Regions from separate parts of the Homo sapiens genome. Here region 1 is linked to region 2. The links are chromatin loops, found by intact Hi-C in ENCODE. Cell type or tissue: gastrocnemius medialis. All regions are shown on one strand. Each heading gives the region's core, and the rest is flanking DNA. Links, peaks and the distances in the headings are about the cores only.

Evidence for each region. Hi-C counts contacts between places; a loop is a spot of excess contacts. Peaks named below come from ENCODE experiments on the same cell type or tissue, not always from the same donor. Only the 100,000 strongest peaks of a DNase experiment are listed, where the experiment ranks them.
Region 1: it touches region 2 in a loop (5-fold over the local background); 1 of 110 quality-filtered maps calls a loop at or near these places.

What each region holds. Positions count from the first base shown.
Region 1 is chr3:132,725,039-132,727,909 of GRCh38, reverse strand. NPHP3-AS1 (NPHP3 antisense RNA 1) reads right to left here. Exons shown (of 11, transcript NR_002811.2): 2 at 328-417. Among named protein-coding and RNA genes, the nearest start is that of NPHP3-ACAD11, 4.0 kb to the right of the region's middle. In gastrocnemius medialis, for the core only: CTCF peaks have their summits at 1,218 and 1,418 (motif pointing left); no DNase peak of the experiment used is centred there.
Region 2 is chr3:134,362,827-134,365,707 of GRCh38, reverse strand. All of the region lies in intron 5 of AMOTL2 (angiomotin like 2), which reads left to right. Among named protein-coding and RNA genes, the nearest start is that of MIR6827, 3.6 kb to the left of the region's middle. In gastrocnemius medialis, for the core only: no CTCF peak of the experiment used is centred there; a DNase peak (open chromatin) is centred at 1,397; H3K4me3 peaks cover 1,378 bases; H3K27ac peaks cover 2,500 bases.

The DNA.
Region 1 (2,871 bases), core at 372-2,871, 1.6 Mb after region 2:
ATAGCCTTGAATTTGAGAAACAAAGGGACATTTCTCAGCAAATAAGAAATAAATGGCTTCTTTCATCCTAGAGGCTGTTATGGAGAAATAGAACCCCTTTATTTGTTAAACAAATATCCCAAATGTGCAGTATGCTTTATACAGGACCACAGGTAAACATATTGGCTATGGTATTCTTAACAAAACCCATTGCAGCTCTTCTTAAAGCATGGCCTTCTATATATCCATATATTTGATTAGCCCAAGGGGAAACAGCCCAGGGAAACACTATCGTTAGAACACATACTTCATAAAAGAATGGATACCCCATATTTAAAATATTCTTACCCCATTTCCCTGTCCAGTGCATGTGGATGTGTTGCCTTTGTTTCACTCTTGCACCCACCTTGGCACTAAACTCCTCTTCTTCACCAATTCCTGAAAAAAAAAATAGGTCACAGCAAGTTTTTCAGAATTTGTAAACTTATTGAACATTTGGGACATTTTTTTAGGAGATACTACACAGCACTCCAGCATTTCTCTTATCGCTTTTCCTTCTCCTTTACTGTTTTCATCAATGTCTTCTCCTTCCTTGTTCAATTTAATTCAGTATGCCCCTCTGTCTGTTAGGACAGGCTGGGTTGTTCTCTGGCCAAAATAATCTGAACACTAGGGCCTTAATACAAACATTTACAGAGGAATGAGCCTTTCATTGATGTACTTTCAGAGTAGTTATAGAGATTATCTAAGCCTAAGCTTCACATTTATATCTTTTATACCATGGATAGTTATTCAGATACTAAAAACATTGTAACAAGGTGGACTTTACGGTTTCCTAAGAGGTAAAGTTAACTTTATTTTGTCCTAATGGTTCCTAAATTAGTATTTGCTTCTAAATCAAAAGATAACTTTAAAAAATTCAGATATGTGAGCTCTACTTAAAAACATTTGGATTCGGTGGACTTGATGTGGGGTCCATGGCTCTACATTTTTAACAAGCTCCCCAGGTAATTATCCAGGTTTGAGAACCACTCCTCCAGTTCAGGGGTCAGCAAACCTGTGAGCTAAATTCAACCAGTCACCAGTTTTTTAAAATAAAGTTTTACTGGAATGCAGACACGCCATTTGTTTGTGTATGGTGTGGGGCTGCTTTTGTGCTATAATGGTAGAATTGAGTAATGTGACAGAGACTAAAGACTGAAATATTTACTATTTGGTCCTTTATAGAAAAAGCTTGCTGATCCTACTCTTGTCTGTTTCATAATAATTTCCAGAGTCATGTTATTACTTGTGATGGGAACTAAGTAAGGCAGTGTAGATGACTGTTAATGAAGGCAACACCCAGACTGTCGTCTTCACAAGGTGATCCTTTTTAATACATACAGCCAAATTATTTTTTTCCTGAGTTACACTGACCCCTAATGGTAGAAATGTTAAATCACAGCTGCTTGATCACAGTTTTCCCCTATTGTTAATTAGTTCCTAAAATTAGGGTCATACTTACAGACTTTGTAGTAGGAGACTTTAGAAGTCAGAGTTCACTTGGTAGAACTGAGCAGGACTAAACAGCCTGGGAGAAGGTTGGCAATTTTGGTGAGAGCTAGAATCCCTTCCTTTTGCAGAGTTCCTTTGTCTTCAAAGACTGTTACTCAATGAAGCATTTCCAATTATACAGGTCATTTATTCCAAAGTGATAAATTTTATCAGGACATTATGACCATTTGTGATGCCATGTCTATCTCTAAAGTTGAAGCACAATACTATCGATATAGTCAAAATTACATTTGCCTTCACTATGATGAACTGCGAAGAAAGGTCACAGAGGAATCTGTATACATGTAAACAGATACTGAGATGGTTACCAATGGGGATCACACACATGTTGGCAATAATGAGATGGCCGAGGTGAAACCATTGGTTTTTAACCTTGACTACTGATTAAAATCCGCTGGGGAGCTTTAAAAAATTAATGATGTTCAGACCTCAACTCCTGGAAATTCTGATCTAATTGGTCTAGGGTGAGGCCCAGGCAGCAGTCTTTATTTTTTTAAGTTCTCCAGGTGATGGTAATGTGCAGCCAAGGTTAAGAACCATTTTTCTACAGTAGTGCTTCTCAAATTTTAATCTATATTCACATCACCTGGGAGATCTTTTTAATCTGCAAATTGTGATTCAGGAGGTCAGTGATAGCATGTGAGAATCTGATTAACAAGCTTCAGGGTGATGTTGATGCTACTGCCTGAGGACCATGCTTTGAGTAGCGAGGAATTAGATCATCCCTAGCCACAATTTTTATGCAGTCTCAGTGTTCTGAGATCCTAAAGTACATAAGCATCACCTGGGAAGTAACTAAACATGCAAAATTGTCAAGGTCCCCAAATTTTTACCAAATGTCCCAAGTGATTGTGAGATTCATAGTCTGAAGACCAAATACACACTACTCTACCCAAATGATATTTATTCTACCAATCCCATTTAAAAAAAAATGGCAGGCCGGGTGCGGTGGCTCAGGCCTCTAATCCAGGACTTTGGGAGGCCAAGGTGGGTGGATCATGAGGTGAGGAGTTCAAGACCAGCCTGGCCAAGATGGTGAAACCCCGTCTCTACTAAAAATACAAAAAAATTAGCCGGGGGTGGTGGTGCACGCCTGTAATCCCAGCTACTCGGGAGGCTGAGGCAGAAGAATCGCTTGAACCCAGGAGGCAGAAGTTGCAGGGAGCCGAGATCGTGCCACTGCACTCCAGCCTGGGCGAGAGAGCGAGACTCCGTCTCAAAAAAAAAAAAAAGACAGTAGCATTGTTTATCAATTTATAGGCTGCCCGATCAAATGTAGAGACATTTTTTCTTATTCCAGGTGAAAAGACAAATTACCAAAATGTAATGGCTCAAACC
Region 2 (2,881 bases), core at 1-2,500:
GAGCAGGTTTACTGCCCACTGTATGCCCAACACTAGACTGGATCTGGGGATAGTGGGGATAAGTGGCTTCCAAAGAAGAATAGGATCTAGTTCTGTATCTTTTAAGAAGATCAGCTGACACAAGAGGGAAAGCCAGGGAGCAGTGATTTGCTGAGCTTCGGTGCTGACCACCAGTGCAGTGCATTGGGCAGTGCGGGAGGCAAGGTAGCCCTGAAGACAGATGAGGTGAAGGAGAAGGACAGGTCTGAGAGCTTCCCAGGGAGTTCCTGGCAACAGAAAGGTCGGGAGTGTGCAATGGGAATGTGAGAGGTAGGGGGGCATGGTGGAGCTGAGCCATAGCAAGCCAAGTGGAGGCATCTGAGGCAGCCAAAAATGGGATCCTAGACCTTAACCAACAGATGCATTCTAAACGGGGCGGTCTAAGCATCCTTGAAGAATGGGCAAGTTCATTGACTAGTCCATTTATTCATTCATTAGCAGATGTGTTTTAAGCAACTGGCAGATGTTCAAGAGAGAATGGGAGCAGGCCCAGGAAGGTACCATGGCAGGGAGGTCAGGAAGGAAGTGGTGAGCTTAAGAAAGGAGCAGGTTCCCACAGATGCAAAAGAACAACGGGGGTGGCCCTAGAAACCGGTGATTAGGAGCCCCGGTGGCCTGAGAGAGGGGCTCTGTGGGGATGGCAGGGGTGGAGAGCCAGCCAGAGGTGAAGGAGCTATTGGGCAGTTCAAGAGGTACATGGGGTGGGTGGCAAAGGGAGCCCTGAGCTCAGCAGCAGGAGGCTCTAGCAATCAGAAGAGACTAAGAACAGTTATTTATTGAGCTCCTACTAGGAGCTTTAGTGCTGTTCAAGGTGTTTGCAGAGAAGTGGAATGGGAGTGGTTGGTAGCTGGGTAAACATGGCTTTGAGTCTTCACAGGAACCCTACTGTGAATGGCACAAAGGGTAGTGTGGGGTGCAGAAATGGAGGAGCAGCTTGAGGACTTAGCTCTGGCTGGCAGCACCCCTATCTTCCTTCAAAGAGGGTTCAAAGACTAGGGCAGGGAATGGGGGAACACAGCACTGAAGGAATTGACAGGGTGGGGCAGGAGGTAGGCTGGTCTCTTCTGGCTGGGTGGGGTGAGATGGCAGCGGCTTAAGGTCTCTGGGAAGGAGTCAAAGGGAAGGAGGGAGAAAGGGGAGGGGGCAGCCCTGGGGTTTCCCTGAGGAGTCTGGGGAGGAGAAGCTGCAAGGGCACGGCAGATTAGGGTGCCTGTGGAGGAAGGCGGACTTCTGGAGCCTGACTCTGCCAAAGAAAGGAAGCCATGGGGCGGGTTTCTGGGAGCTTGCTAGTGGGTGAGAAGAGGGGGGCCGGCCGGGAGGCGTTTCCGCTCCCCGGGGAGCGAGTGAGCGCCGAGCTGTTCTTGGCTCCTCGCTGGAGCCATTAATCTTGCAGCCGCGGGTGACCTGGATGCCTGGCATTCCAGAGCCGCGAGCTGTTCCGCTCCCGGCCCGCCCCCCGCCGCTCCCTCCCGTGCGCGCTGCCTGGCGCCCTTCGCCCGGCTTTGGGAGGAGGGAGGGTGAGCACAAAGGGAGCCTGGAACGTGGAGGTGGGGGCTCGCTCGCTGCCCAAGGCGCATCCCGGGTCCCGTCGGCGCCTCGCCTGCCTTCCTGCCCTCCTCCGCTGGCCTTCGGGCGTCCTCTTCCCACCCGCACCCAGACCACTTATTTCTTACTAAGGAGCTCTCCTTCCCGAGATCCCGCAGGCCCAAGGTTTTATCAGGGTCCTGTTGGTAGGGGATGGCCAGAGCTCAAAGCCTCCCAGCCCCCACCAGGGCCTTAGAGGTTGGACAAGGCTGCAGGAAGCTTCTGGAAGCAGAGGGCTGGGTCCTCCGGCCCCTTCCTCCCCCAGGGCTGAGGAAACCCAAGCAGCTCTTCCTTGCTCCCTAGTAGCTATTGCAAAGGGAGGTGTCTGATTGACCTCCCTTTTATCTGGGGTCAGTCAACACTAGGAAAGTGTGGCCATTATCACCAATGCCATCTGCTTTTCCTCCTAGGCAAGCCACGCAGCCCCCCAGCACTGCCCTTCTGGCCCTTCTAGGCCAGCAGTGCCCCCTGGGGATCTGGCCTTGAGGCCTGAGGCTGGCCTGTTAGCTCCACCCCCTTGGGAATATTTCTTCTCTCCCTGCGCCCCAGATTCTCCAGCTATAAGATGAGACAGAGTCCTTCCCCACAGAGTCATGCTAAGGCTGAAATGAGATGCAGGCCCTGGGCAAACTGAACGCACAGGTGGACTAGGGGAGGGTCCTCCCTGCCTGAGTCCCAACCTGGCTGCCCCTCCTCAATGGATGTTAACACCCCACTCAATGGATGTTAAGCCAGCGAAGTATGAACACATCCGTTTCAATATTATTGGACTTCCTCGTATTTTCCTCCATGCCACAGAATGATACCATCCTGGGCTCAGCCTTCAAACATCCAAAATGAATCAAGAGCTAACCTGAGTTGCCTCTGTGTCCTCCCTGCCCTGCCCCAGGGACCTGAGTAAATGAATCCTCCCTTCCACATGCCAAGGTCTCAAGCCTTCACCCTTCTGTTCCAGAACTTGCACTGTCCTATATGATAGGTACTTAGCTGCATGTGGCCCAAAGATTGAAATTAATGAAAATAAATTAAATTTAAAATTCAGTTCTCCCATCTTACTAGCCACATTTCCAGTCCTCAGTGGCACGTGTGTCTAGTAGCCACTGCATTGGAGGGTGCCGTATAGAACAATTCCACTCTGGCAGAAAATTCCACTGAATCAGAATGCTGTTCTAGAGACAGTGCCTTTAGGTTCATTAGCGGGAGCCCATAGCCCTGCCCCCCACCTGCTCTCCAGCAAGGTAGGCAGCTGACCTGCTCC